Linked DNA regions of Homo sapiens: region 1 is linked to region 2. A link is a contact called in ENCODE Hi-C or POLR2A ChIA-PET data. All regions are on one chromosome and are shown on one strand. The core of a region is the stretch at or near the end of the contact, and the rest is flanking DNA. Distances in the headings are between cores, read along the strand shown. Region 1 has its middle 24 kb from the start of KLHL6. Region 2 overlaps YEATS2 (YEATS domain containing 2).

Evidence for each region. A loop is a pair of places that touch in the nucleus more often than their neighbours do. ChIA-PET counts read pairs that join two places held with the same protein, here RNA polymerase II (POLR2A). Pooled maps may share reads with other maps.
Region 1: a loop to region 2 is called in a pooled map, with 2.4 times the contacts of the local background. The contact joins two enhancer-like sites. A Hi-C loop is called at or near these places in 3 of 168 maps with a recorded cell type or tissue (CD4-positive, alpha-beta memory T cell, CD8-positive, alpha-beta T cell and naive thymus-derived CD4-positive, alpha-beta T cell), 16 of 37 single-sample maps with no recorded cell type and 11 of 50 pooled maps. POLR2A ChIA-PET finds 5 or more read pairs at or near these places in 2 of 52 experiments (WTC11 and activated T-cell).

The regions. Positions count from the first base shown.
Region 1 is chr3:183,575,763-183,582,973 of GRCh38, forward strand. No RefSeq gene overlaps it. Among named protein-coding and RNA genes, the nearest start is that of KLHL6, 24 kb to the left of the region's middle. RefSeq lists an enhancer at 4,239-4,488 and a silencer at 5,159-5,453. Within about 2 kb of position 4,314, at least 6 of the 41 ENCODE cell types and tissues checked have a DNase peak (open chromatin) inside an H3K27ac peak, as active enhancers do.
Region 2 is chr3:183,763,414-183,770,481 of GRCh38, forward strand. All of the region lies in intron 15 of YEATS2 (YEATS domain containing 2), which reads left to right. Among named protein-coding and RNA genes, the nearest start is that of YEATS2-AS1, 44 kb to the right of the region's middle. Within about 2 kb of position 3,783, at least 6 of the 41 ENCODE cell types and tissues checked have a DNase peak (open chromatin) inside an H3K27ac peak, as active enhancers do.

The DNA.
Region 1 (7,211 bases), core at 3,064-5,563, 190 kb before region 2:
ACCCAGAAACTCAGGTTTTAAGAAACCATCCAGGCCGGGCGCGGTGGCTCATGCCTGTAATCCCAGCACTTTGGGAAGCCAAGGCGGGCAGATCACCTGAGGTCGGGAGTTCGAGACCAGCCTGGCCAACATGGTGAAACCCCATCTCTACTAAAAATACGAAAATTAGCCGGGCATGGTGGCAGGCGCCTGTAATCCCAGCTACTAGGGAGGCTGAAGCGGGAGAATTGCTTGAACCTGGGAGGCAGAGGTTGGCGTGAGCTGAGATCATGCCACTGCGCTCCAGCCTGGGCAACAGAGGGAAACTCCATCTCAAAAAAATAAATAAATAAAAAGAAAGAAAAGAAAGAAACCATCCAGGTGATTGTAATGCTCACTTAAGTTTGAGAACCACTGGCTTAACGTTTAAGATGAAGGGCCCTGGAACTAGCCTGCGTAGATTTAAAGCCAAGCTCTGCCACTTTCTCGCTGTGTAAACTTGGGCAAGTTGCCTAACCACTGTATCCTTTAGTTTCCTATCTGTAAAATAATAATAATAACAATGACAAATTTTTTTAAATTACAATAGATAAATAGATATAAGCAACTTCTTAGGATTATTGTTAGATTCTTAGGATTATTCTTAGAATGAAGTGAATTGGATAAATGCTTTATGTCAGGGTCCAGTTAGGAGATGGAAAACAGATGAGTTGTTTTAACAGTGAGAATTTAACACAGAGAATGCTTAGCTAGGTAATAAAGAATGAACGATGTAACTGAAAAAGCAAAAAGAGAACAATAAGCTATCACAGAGGTAAAAACTGCAGGAAGCAGCTTGTAGGGCTGAGAGAACAAAGGGAAGAGGTTGCCGTTATTAAGACTTAGAAGCTCAGAGGGGAGTCCCATGGGACTGAGACACAGACTTCTGAGGATGAGGTACCGGCTGGCTGTCAGCCATCTCTTCAGAGATGCAATGAGGCTGGCTTTGCCAATTGGAAAAACTGCAAGCTGGATTGAACTGCTTCTGCTAGACTGAAGAAGCAGCATTGCTGGATGATAGTGACAGGCACAGGAAGTCAACCAGAAATAAATGGAAAGCCAACGGGAAAACGTCCCTTCTTTCTCATCCAGTCCTGCAACCTCCCTCTAATGGTCCTTTATTAATAGAGCCTAACAGGAAGAAGGGGACAAAGGAAAAATGCAGTTTGCAGAGTTCCAGCCCCTGCATCACACAGCCAAATATAGAAGAGTGGGAGACAAGTTTGAAGCTGAGGGACAAGAGTTTCATCGCTGACACAGTGCTCAATAATTGTTAGTTATTCTAATAATCACTAGTATCAGAATTTTATTTCCATTACACACATTTTTATAATATAATGAGGGCAAGGTACAGTCAATTATTTAAATAATTGAACACACATACAGGATCACTGCTAAAGCTGAACTAATGGCTGGCAGGCTGGAACAAAACCATGTGGCAGGTCATTTGTCCACTGATACACAGCAATGTATCGGTGGCCTTCGAAATTAACCTATGAAAAGCCACCATGTAATATGCATGTGTGATATGTACGGGGTATAAGAAAACTTAAAATTTGCAAATCAAGGAATCAGCGAGTAGTACCTCTATTTTATAGCTCAGGAAATGAGGGAGAGATTGTTCACCCAAGTCATGCAGCCAGTAAGTGGCAGAGCAGGGATTTGAGCTGAGGTCTGATTCCCTGTGCCTCTCTCTATTTCCTCTCTGTTGAATGAAGATGAGTAGCTATCCCACAGAGCTATTAGGAGGACTAAAGAAGTTAATGCATGTAATGGGTTTGGCACATAGCCTGGCATATTATAGAGAGTTCAACAAATGTTGGCCATTGTTAGAATTCCAAGCCTGGAGTTGTTTCTATCATACCAGGCTATCCCATACATGCGTTCATTGTCAAAACTTTACAGCATTTGCAGGATCGAACTGCAAAGAAGAAGAGAGATGAAGTTGGAAAAAAATGCCTTTAAAAATTCTTTTAATCGTAATCTATTTGCTACCAAATCTTTCTGAGGGCAATCATTCATTGTGGACTCTCAATTATAGACAAATACTTATTGAGTACCAGCCATATATACAGTAATTGCTGGAGACGTAACACTGAGACGGTCACAGCCCCACCTTCAAGCGTCTCATCGTCTCTTTGGGGACTTAGGCGGCAGAGATGATGCAGAGTGAGGGCTGTGATGGAGGGCATACTGGATGCTCCGGGAGCCTGTAACAGGGGAACCTGACCTAGACTCGAGGAAGCCAGAGAAAGCTTTCATGGAGGAAGTTACATCTAAGTTGAAAGCTGAAAGACATAGGAGAGTGTTAAGCATTCTAAACAAAGGGACCAACGTGAAAAAAAGAAAATGCTTAGAGGGAAGAGGGAGCAAGAGGCATTCAGAGATCTAAAGGAAGCTGATTGTGGCATGGAGGTTGGGGTGGCCAACAGGTAAAACTGGAGAGGTCCCAGAGCCTGTTCCTGAAGGAATATGTGAGCCACAGGACCCTGGGCATGAACTGGAGGGCAGTGTAGGACGCTGGTCTTTAAGAAAGCCAGTGACAATCAGATGTACACTTAAGATCTACCCTGGCTATGGTGTGGAGGATGGCTTGAAGTGAGGTAAGACAAGAGGTGAGGAAATCAGAAAGCTGCTTCCTGCTGCCCACAGATGAGAGAAGACAGAGCTCTGAAATAGGGAAGGGGCTGAGGGGATGGAGGAAAGTGAATGGATTCAAGAAATATTTAAAAGGTAGAGCTGATGGGATTCGGTAAATGATGCAACCTGGGGAGCAAGGGACAAGGTAGGAAAAAACGGAGAAATCAAGGAAAACATCCAAGTTTCTACTTTGGGCATTGGACAGATGGTGATATCCTTTACTGAAGGTGCAGGAGGCAGAGCAAGTTTGAGGAAGGAGATGATGGGTTTACATTTAGACAAGTTGAGTCTGAAGTATACAAGGGTCATCTCGATGATGAAGAACTGTAGGTAACTGGATTCTCTCTAAGCCATCACATGTCTCAGTATCCCACTTCAACTGGTGACCACGGTCCTCCTCTCTAAGCCGCAGAGCTCTCCATAAACCAACCAAGAAGTGCTTTGAGTACCACCTGTTGTCTAGATATTATTAGCCTCTCATTTTAATAACTAATAATTTTAAATTTGCTCTTCTCCAAAATTCATCCTAAGTGAGAACAGGATGTGGGTACACCCAACAGATAATTAGGTATGTACTCTCACTCGATTTAAAGAGAAACGATTGTGGCTTTTCTAATTCAATTAGGTTTTTGTTTCTTTCTTTCTTTTTTGAGATGGAGTCTTGCTCTGTCGCCAGGCTGGAGTGCAGTGGCGCGATCTCGGCTCACTGCAACCTCCGTCTCGTGGGTTCAAATGATTCTCCTGCCTCAGCCTCTTGAGTAGCTAGGACTACAGGTGCCTGCCACCATGCCCAGCAAATTTTTGTGTTTTTAGTAGAGAGGAGGTTTCACCATGTTGGCCAGGATGGTCTCAAACTCTTGACCTCGTGATCCGCCACCACGCCCAGCTAATTTTTGTATTTTTAGTAGAGGCAGAGTGTCACCATGTTGGCCAGACTGGCCTCGGACTGCTGACCCCAGGTCATCCGCCCACTTCAGCTTCCCAAAGGCATAATATATTTTTATCTTTGAAAATGCAATACATTGATAAGGTAAACCCATGTTAATTCAGAAACGTACGGAAATTTGCTCTCCAAAGTTAAATAACATCTGCTAAAGTATTTCAGTTTTCTCAGAGCCACTGAGAACTGATCAATCTCGAGGGATCCATGTGAAGGTACATCCAAGTTTTCCTTGGCCTCTCTCTATGTGGGTACCTGCTTAGGGGCTTCCCACCCCCATTACCATGTCAGGATGGCCAAAGGGGGACAATGATGCCTACCCTCATGTGGCATCATTTACTAAGGTCCTTCAATTGCCTGCTTAGATGCCACCCTTGGGCAAATTTGGGGAAGGTACCTCCAGGTGGATGTGTTAGAAAAAGGCACCCCTGGCCAGGCGCGGTGGCTCATGCCTGTAATCCCAGCACTTTGGGAGGCTGAGGCGGGCGGATCACAAGGTCAGGAGCTCAAGATCAGCCTGACCAACATGGTGAAACCCCGTCTCTTCTAAAAATACAAAAATTAGCCCGGTATGGTGGCTCGTGCCTGTAATCCCAGCTACTCAGGAAGCTGAGGCAGGAGAATCGCTTGAACCCAGGAGGTGGAGGTTGCAGTAAGCCGAGATCACACCATTGCACTCCAGCCTGGGCGACAGAGCAAGACTCCATCTCAGAAAAAAAAGAAAAAGAAAAAGAAAACGAAAACGGCAACCCTTCCTCCCCCGCAGATGCAGCCTCCCTCAAGGGTACACAGCTCAGTGGACCGATTTTAATTCCAGTCCGCCCCCTCAGCATACTCCCACAGGGGGGCCCTGCCACCCACTCCGTGGCCCACTCATTGGGTGCAAAATCCATCCATGCAGTTACATTACAGGTCTTGTAAATTAACACTCATCACTAGGGAAACCAGTTTTCTGGGAAATTAATAAGCTGTATGGAAATCATTTCCTAAGATTCCGGCGGCAGCCACAGAAACTTAAGCATGATTCAAACTCCTCAAATCTCTTCCAAGATTGCAACTTATTTCCTCCAAATAACTCTGTAACTCTTCAAAACCTGTGACTTCACCAAGCTCTCGGCAGTACAGAAATGGAAAATGAGCAGTCTCCAGTCGTGCGGTTTGAAACTAAGGCGCTGCGCCTCCCTGGATAAGTATCAAGGTCAGTGTTCCGACAACTTGCCAAAGTTCTATCACTCAGGAAGTGCAGTCTACTGGCCTTTGAGTGCCTCAGAGCTTAAGTTCCCAATAAGTCACTTTTCTCAAGAAGCAGGTCAACAAATCCCCTCATCCTAGTCACTCACTATCTTAAAATAAGCTAATCTCTATATCCTTTGACTTCAACTACCTCCATATGTCCATAAACTGGTAATGGTTCAGAGTTCAGGCATAAGGAAAATGCAGAATCTTAAGCATTTCCTCCAACACATCATTCAATAAACCTGACTTGAAATGTGGCCTGGTGTCAGCTGGAGTAGCTCTGCTCCTTTAAGGTCTAGATAAAACAGGTTGCAATCCCATTCCTGTGTCCTGTGGAAAGTCCAGGACTCTCCCTGAGATTTCTGCAAATGGGGCAGGGCAGGGAGGACTGTGCACACAGCTCCTGCAGCTCTCAGTCCCAGCCTCCTCTGCATTGAGGGTCTCCATTCTGTCCCCACGGTTGTTCCTTTATCTAGGCGCTGGTGTTATTTCAGCAGGACCAGCCCTTTCACTTGCAGGTTGCTGCTGTGAGGAGAACGAGGGAGCTGCCCCGCACCAGCTCAGACACTCCTCAGACGACTCATTCTCAAAAGTCCCTTTGCAGCTGGACGTGGTGGCTCACACCTGTAATCCCAGCACTTTGGGAGGCCGAGGCAGACAGATCACAAGGTCAGGAGTTCGAGACTAGCCTGACCAACATAGTGAAACCCCGTCTCTACTAAAAATACAAAAATTAGCTGGGCATAGTGGTGTGTGCCTGTAATCCCAACTACTCAGGAGGCTGAGGCAGGAGAATTGCTTGAACCGGGGAGGTGGAAGTTGCAGTGATCTGAGATCGTGCTACTGCACTCCAGCCTGGGTGACAGAGCAAGACTCCGTCTCAAAAAAAAAAAAAAAAAAGTCCCTTTGCAAAAACATCCAGAACTAGACATATCTCACTACCCATACCCTACCCAGGACACCCTGGCCCTGCTTGTGTCTCTCCCTCCTTCTCCTTTCCCATCTTTTCAGTCACCACCAACCCCCAAGTGCAAATTTGCCTTAGGATTTCAGATGAGCCATTCAGCTCCTCCTCCCCAAGTTACCCAGGCTGGCCTTCAAGCAAACCCTTCAAGGAACAAATGGGCTATTTATTCATTGAGCAGAGGCCTTGACTTCATAGCTGTTTTTCTCTAATGTTCATCCTCCTGAAAGACAGCTGCCATTTCAAAGAGCCATTGACTCTTTGCTTTTGCTTTTCTGATGATGATACAATGAAAATCAAGCACAATGACTTTCTTCGTCATCTTCCATAAACAGTGGAAACTGTCCCCCCGCCCAACCTTTCTATTGCAGGTGCCTGGCCTATGGTAAGTGCACTCAGCTTTTCCAAGCTTAGAATAAACTGCTGAAATTACAAATTGGCAGGTGGTTTGGCCCTACTGGTTTATAGTGCTAGCTACTTAGGTTTAAAAATGGAAAGGGGGCCAGGTGTGGTGGCTCCTGCCTGTAATCCCAACACTTTGGGAGGCCGAGGTGGGTTGCAGTGAGCTGAGATTGAGCCACTGCATTCACTCCAGCCTCGGCAATAGAGTGAGACTCCATCTCAAAATAAAAAAAAAAAAAAATTATATATATATATATATATATATACATATATATACATAAGCAGAAAGGGTTTTAGTTTAAAATCCTGGTCAGACCAGGTCACAGCCCAAGGTCTGGCAGGCCCCATTTGGTTGACAAGCTCTGTATCAGCCTGTCTCAGGAGTGCTGCTGCCTGGACATTGGGCAGCTTACAAACAGGGCAAGTGGCTGGCTTTGTTTACCCTCATGTCATTTTTGGCTGGACAGTCATTTTGCTCTTTCCTCTGATCCTTCTCTGCCCTCCCTCCCCACACATCGAAAGCCAAAAGGGAGCAGATTCTAATTTTCTACATTCTCTGAAAAAATCAAACACTCACTTTCCATGTGTGTATGTATATATACACATTCATACACATATATGCACATATGTATATGTATGCATACATATGTATGTTTGTGCATATACATACGTTCATAGACTCCTAGAGTTCATCATAGTAATATTCAACCTTGGACAGCATGTTAAAATCACCTGAAGACAGTTTTTTTGTTGTTTTTTTGTTTTTTGAGATGGAGTCTCCCTCTTGTCACCCAGGCTGGAGTGCAATGGCGCGATCTTAGCCCACTGCAAGCTCTGCCTCCCGGGTTCAAGTGATTCTCCTGCCTCAGCTCCCCGAGTAGCTGGGATTACAGGTGCGCACCATCACGCCCAGCAAATTTGTGTGTTTTTAGCAGAGACTGCTAGTCTCTGCAGTGATTACAGAGTGCTAGTCAAGTCTGACCAGTAGCAACATAACAGCATCATCTGGGA
Region 2 (7,068 bases), core at 2,533-5,032:
GCAGTCTGTCATTGACTAAAACATCGTTAATGTGGTAGATGACTATGGTATCAATATTGAGTGCTTTTGTGTATGCCATGCTTGTATTTCTACATTTTCTATAATCCACACACAACCCTGGAGGGTGGGGATTTTCATCCCTGTTTTACAAATGAGGAAACTGTGGCTCAGAGGTTAAACAGTTTCCTTGGGAGCATTACAGCTAATAAATGACAAAGTGTTTAAAGTCAGGCCTGCTAACTCCAAGCTCCCCATTTCAGAACTAATGAAAAGTGGTTGTCTCTAACCTTGGTATGCTTTCAGAGCATCAGGGTTAAATTACCTCAACTTTTGGCAGGTATACTCTAAAGCTATTAAGTATATAATATGGGCTCGGCATGGTGGCTCACACCTGTGAGCCACCTAACACTTTGGCAGTCCAAGGCGGACAGATCACTTCAGGTCAGGAGTTTGAGACCAGCCTGTCCGACGTGGTGAAACCCCATCTCTACTAAAAATACAAAAACCGAGCGTGGTGGGTGGCATGCACCTGTAATCCCAGCTACTTGGGAGGCTGAGGCAGGAGAATCACTTGAACCCAGGAGGCGGAGGTTGCAGTGAGCCAAGACTGTGCCACTGCATTTCAGCCTGGGTGACAGAGGGAGACTGTCTCAAAAACAAAAAAACAAAAAACAATGGCTGGGCACGGTGGCTCACGCCCGTAATCCCAGCACTTTGAGAGGCTGAGGCGTGCGTTATCACCTGAGGTCAGATGTTGAAGACCAGCCTGGTCAACTTGGTGAAACTGTCTCTACCAAAAATACAAGAATTAGGTGGACATGGTGTCGGGCTCCTGTAATCTCAACTAGTCAGGAGGCTGAGGCAGGAGAATGGCTTGAACACAGGAGGTGGAAGTTGCAGTGAGCTGAGATCGCACCATTGCACTCCAGCCTGGGCAACGAGTGAAACTCTGTTTAAAAAAAAAAAAAAAAAAAAAAAAGATATCATATAGATGTTTTTCAGCTTGAAACCCAGCCTACCTATCTAAGGAGAATGAATTGTTTTAAGAATAGCCCAAAATCGAAAAAGATTTTAGCTATCAGATAGAGATTAGGATCAACTTAAAAATTCATAGAGCTTGTCGCAGTGGCTCACGCCTATAATTCCAGCACTTTGGGAGGTCAAGGCGGGTGGATCGCCTGAGGTCAGGAGTTCGAGATCAGGCCAACATAGTGAAACCCCGTCTATACTAAAAATACAAAAAATTATTTGGGCGTGGTGGCGGGCGCCTGTAATCCCAGCTACTCGGGAGGCTGAGGCAGGAGAAACGCTTGACCCCGGCAGGCAGAGGTTGCAGTGAGACGAGATCTTGCTATTGCACTCCAGCCTGGGCAACAAGAGCAAAACTCCATCTCAAAAAAATAAAATAAAATTCGTGGTGTTATCGGTGGTTCTAAAATCTGTTAAGTTTATTAACGACTTTCTCAGACTTACCTGGTTATAAGAATCATCTGCTGATAGCTACCTAGGCCACCATCTCAAACTTACTGCATCGGATTCTTCTTGAGATCCCTGGGAATCTGGGTTTTTAATAAGTGTTTCTGCTGATTCATCTACTTAGGCAGCAGATTTAGGAATCATGGTGCTACAGCATCTCATTTGACTTTGAGGCATTCGTAGCCAGAATGACTAAGACAGGCATCCCCAACTGCTTACTAGTGCTCCCACTGTGGTTCTGGCTTCAGGGGTAAGAATTCTGCCAAAATCCCTTAGTAAATCAGTTATTGTCATCTGAACTTCCTACTCAGGCTTGTCGTATATGTACCTCAAAATCTGTTTTGCTTCACATAGGGATATGTGGCTTTACTGATTTCTGCTTTGAATCAACTTAGCATTGCTGTTTATGTTAGAAGCTCTTGGATAAGTTCGTTTCCATTTTTTGCCGCTTTGCATATTGCCAATCCACTCCTCCAGTGATGCTGAACAACTGTACTGACTTGTCACATGGCCACCTACTTAATGGTAAATGTAAGGTTGGAGGAGATAGGTGGGTCTGTGCCACAATGCCCTAAATATGGTTTAAGGGCATCTGAAAAGAAAAACCACAGCAAAGTGTGAAGGAACTGCAGAGAAGCAGTAGTGCGTGAGATGATACCACTGTTTACCCAGGAAATGGAATCCATGATTAGCAGTTGAGATAAGGAGCTGTCTGTGAGTACAGACTGTTCCTGGTTATTGCTGAAGTGCATTCCTAGAAACTATGCCAGAGAACAGGCTGGGTGTGTGGTTCATGCTTGTAATTCCAGCACTTTAGGAGGCTGAGGTGGGCAGATCACCTGAGGTCAGGAGTTCGAGACCAGCCTGGCCAACATGGTGAAACCCTGTCTCTACTAAAAATACAAAAATTAGCCAGACATGGTGGTGTGCACCTGTAATCCCAGCTACTTGGGAGGCTGAGGCAGGAGAATTGTTTGAACCTGGGAGGTCAAGGTTGCAGTGAACTGAGATGACGCCACTGTACTCCAGCCTGGGAGATAGAGCAAGACTCTGTCTAAAAAAAAAAAAAAAGATATGCCAGGAAACAGGAGGGTGGCAAAAAATGGCACTGTTTTACCCTCCATACAACTTTGGGACAACAGAAACACAGCTGATCTTTTTCCTCAAAGTGGGAAGAGGTGCTGCCTTTGACATGAAAAGGGACAACTGAGGAATAAGTAGTTCCATATGGGAAGGAAGCAGTGTGTTAAAGTAGAAGGAGCATGAGCTTTGCAGTTAGAGCTTGTTGCAAATCTCAGATCTCAGCCACTCATTACTGGTGTAACCTGTGCAGGTTCTGAGCCCTGGTCTTTCAGGGTTGTAGAAGAATTAGAGATTGTATATGAAGGACCTACCTAGCACAGAGCAAGTGCTCAGTAAATAGTAACTAATGTGAGTATCAGGCATATCCATGCCTAAGTACCATTGTAATGGTTATCAGTGAGCACTTAACTTGTAAACAGCCATATTTTTTAATATCTGGAGGGAAAATCTCAGATACAGACTCTTCCCCTTCAGTTTGCTGAAGTAAATTCTGACTTGCCACAGGTATGTGTAGGAAACAGGGAGGGCAGAAATAGAAACATTTAATCAAAGCATGAATCGAAGTTAAGTGTATAACAAATACAAAACAATGGGTGTCTGCTTTCTCAAGCTAGCAGGAAATTAGCAACAGAGAGAGAATTATTGAATGGGAAGAGAATGAGGAAAGTCAGTAGGTGAGTTCAGGCTCTAGGCCGAAATACGTTGTGGTTTTTTGGTGGTTGTTGCTCTTGTGGGTTTTTTTGTTTTGTTTTGTTTTATGATCATAACTCACTGTAGTCTCAGCCTCCCTGGGCTCCAGCAATCCCACCTCAGTCTCCCAGGACTACAGGTGATACCACCACACCCAATTAGGTTTTTTGTTTTGTTTTGTTTTCTGTATTTTGTAGAGACTGGTTTTCACTATGTTGCCCAGGCTGGTCTTGAACTCCTGGGCTCAAGCAGTCTGCCTGCCTCAGCCTCCCAAAGTGTTGGGGTTATAAGCATGAGCCACTGTGCCTGGCCAAAGTATGTTGTTTTAAAAAAATAACAAACTAATTTTGGGTAATACAGTCTTATTTAAGAGGTCTTACACCTTCTTAGTGGTGTCCATAATCAGCTGCAGAGTTTTTCCCAACAGAATGCAGATTTCCTCATTCTCCTGTTTTCCAGAAGGAAGGTAGGGAGGTAGTGACAGTCATCTCCCAGGCGGTGTGCACAAGGTGGGTAAGCTCTGCTGGTAAAGACTGCCCTCCAGTGGCTGACTTGGGATACCAGGTTTTTGTTTCTGTTTTGAGACAGCGTCTAGCTCCGTTGCCCAGGCTGGAGTGCAGTGGTGCAGTCTTGACTCACTGCAACCTCTGTCTCCTGGGCTCAAGCTATACTCCTACTTCAGCCTTAGCTGGGATCGCAGGCCCACACCACCACGCCCAGCTAATTTTTTTTTTTTGAGCTGGAGTCTTGCACTGTCGCCCAGGCTGGAGAGCAGTGGCGCCATCTCGGCTCACTACAACCTCCGCCTCTTGGGTTCAAGTGATTCTCTTGACTCAGCCTCCCAAGTAGCTGGGATTACAGGCACCCACCACCATGCCTAGCTAATTTTTTTGTATTTTTAGTAGAGACAGGGTTTCACTATGTTGGCCACACTGGTCTCAAACTTCTGACCTTGTGATCTGCCCGCCTTGGCCTCCTGAAGTGCTAGGATTACAGGTGTGAGCCATTGTGCCCGGCCATTTTTTTTATTTTTTAATAGAGACGGGGTTTTACCATGTTCATCACGCTGGTCTCAAACTCCTGACCTCTAATGATCCGCCCACCTCGGCCTCCCAAAGTGCTGGGATTACAGGCATGAGCCACCACGCCCGGCAGGATACCAGGTTTTACTGGGTTCTTGGAGAAATTACGTGTCATATCCTGAAAACTCTGAAGCACTTGGCACAAGAAAGGAAAAGCAAGTCAGGTGCATGTAATGTGGGGAAAGAAATTGAAGTAGGTCTAAAAATGTGTGTATTGTTTTCCCTAAGTTATTTGCTTTCTTTGTTTAGGAACATAAAAGTAGATTCTGTGTAATTTAACTTGTGAAATAGGTTATTTGATATGTTTGGGAGGTTTGAAGACTGCTATCTTAGTTAAGAGAAAAGTTCAACTACTGCAACAGAGAAATCTGAACACCAGAACTTTAAGTAAGTTTATTTCTCATACAGTCATCGAGAATCTAGATCCCTGGCTTTCCTTTTTTTGCTCTGACATTCTCAAAATTTGGCTTTCGGCTTGTGGACTAAGAAAACACTTCATCTCATACCTCCACGTTCACGCTTCTTGCCAAGAGGAAGGGAGCAGGGGGAGGGAGAGCTGAGGGCAGACAGAGCCCGAAAGTCGCTCTCACTTCTGCACACATCCCGTTAGCCAGAAAGCAAATGGCCACGCCTAGGTCTGGGAGGGCTGGGAAATAGAGTTGTGATTCCATGTGGCCATTGCCCCAGCTGAAAACTGGGGGCTCTGTTACTATGAGAGGAGAAGGAAATAATAGATATTGGGGTTCAACTAGCAGTTTCTGCCACACTCCCAAAAAGTTTTGCTACATTAAGAAGGGTTTTTTTTTTCTTTCATAAATATACAGAAAAGTTCTTGATCAGTAAGAAGGGTTTCCGTATTTCCACATCACTGGGAGGATGACCCTGCCCTGCTCTGTGGCTACAGAAACTCTACAGGTCCCCTGCAGAATGAAGTTCATGCAGTTAGAACACAGATGAAGGCCAGGTGCCTGTAATCTCAGCACTTTGGGAGGCCGAGACAGGTAGATCGCCTGAGGTCGGGAGTTCAAGATCAGCCTGACCAGCATGGAGAAACCCCGTCTCTACTAAAAATACAAAATTAGCCAGGTGTGGTGGCGTGTGCCCATAATCCCAGCTACTCAGGAGGCAAAGGCAGGAGAATTGCTTGAACCCAGGAGGCGGAGGTTGCGGTGAGCTGAGATCGTGCCACCGCACTCCAGCCTGGGCAACAAGAGCAAAACTCCGTCTCAAAAAACAACAACAAAACAGAGATGTAGATGTGGGTAATAAGGGGTATTTCAACCAAACCAGGAGAGCCGGGGGTGATTTCTTGTCTTCATTCTAGGTTAACTTGCTTTTTAAAATTGGTTCTTTTATTCTGTTTCTTCTTTTCTTCTCTCCTTAAACATACAGAAAAGTAGGGAGAAGAGTGTGATGAATCCCACATGCCTATTACCCAGTTTTAACAATTACCAGCATTTTACTCATCTTAATTTATCTCCCTGGAATATTTTAAAGTAGCAGGCGGATCCCCATGTTGTATAATTCACTCAAGATTAATTTGTTTCACCTGCTGAATCCAGAGGTTAAGATCAAGGTCTCTGCCTTGGCCGAATGCGGAAGACAGCCACAAATGTCTGTCCTTTGGCTGTCCTTTGCTGGTCTCCACATCCCCTTGTGGATTATTATTCTTCAGTTGAAGTGTTGTGATGAGCAGCAACAGCTGTCATGTTAGCTAGGCATCCTATATACTTTTTCTCATTTTGCTTCATGATTCGGAGGGTAAATGTTACCCATATTTTATAGATGAGGGGATTGATGGTAAAACTCAAGAGAGGTTAAATAACTTACCTAGCTACTAACTAAAAATAACTAACCTGGAAAACCAGATCTGTCTGCTTACCGAAACCTGCACTGTTTCCTCTTTGTGACGCTATAGTTTATAATATTTGATTAAGGGACTGTTTTCATTTTATTTATTTATTGTTTAGACAGAGTCTTGCTCTGTCGCCAGGCTAGAGTGCAGTGGCACGATCTCAGCTCACTGCAACCTCCGACTCCCAGGTTCAAGCGATTCTGCTGCCTCAGCCTCCCGAGTAGCTGGGGTGCCCACCACCACGCCCAGCTCATTCCTTGTAATTTTAGTAGAGATGAGGTTTCACCATGTTGGCCAGGACAGTCTCAATCTCTTGACCTTGTGATCCGCCCGCCTCAGCCTCCTAAAGTGCTGGGATTACAGGCGCGAGCCACCATACCCAGCCAAGGGACTGTTTTCTTTATATCAGCTATATTATCCAACTGCATGGTAAATGTATTTTACTGAACTCACAGTCTTTGAACAGAAACCGTGTATGGTATAGTAATATTTTAATTTAAAACTTCTGGCCGGGTGCGGTGGCTCACACCTGTAATCCCAGCACTTTGGGAGGCCGAGGCGGGCGGATCACGAGGTCAGGAGATCAAGACCGTCCTGGCTAACACGGTGAAACCCCGTTTCTACTAAAAATACAAAAAATTAGCTGGGCGTGGTGGCGCCTGTAGTCCCAGCTACTCGGGAGACTGAGGCAGGAGAATGGCATGAACCCGTGAGGCGGAGGTTGCAGTGAGCCGAGATTGCGCCACTTCCTGGGTGACAGAGCGAGACTCCGTCTCAAAAAAAAACAAAAAACAAAAAAACAAAAATTTCCTACTTATCAGTTGAATATGCTTTATCATTTCATTCTACCTTCTAAATAATCTTATTTTAAAATTTAGAAAT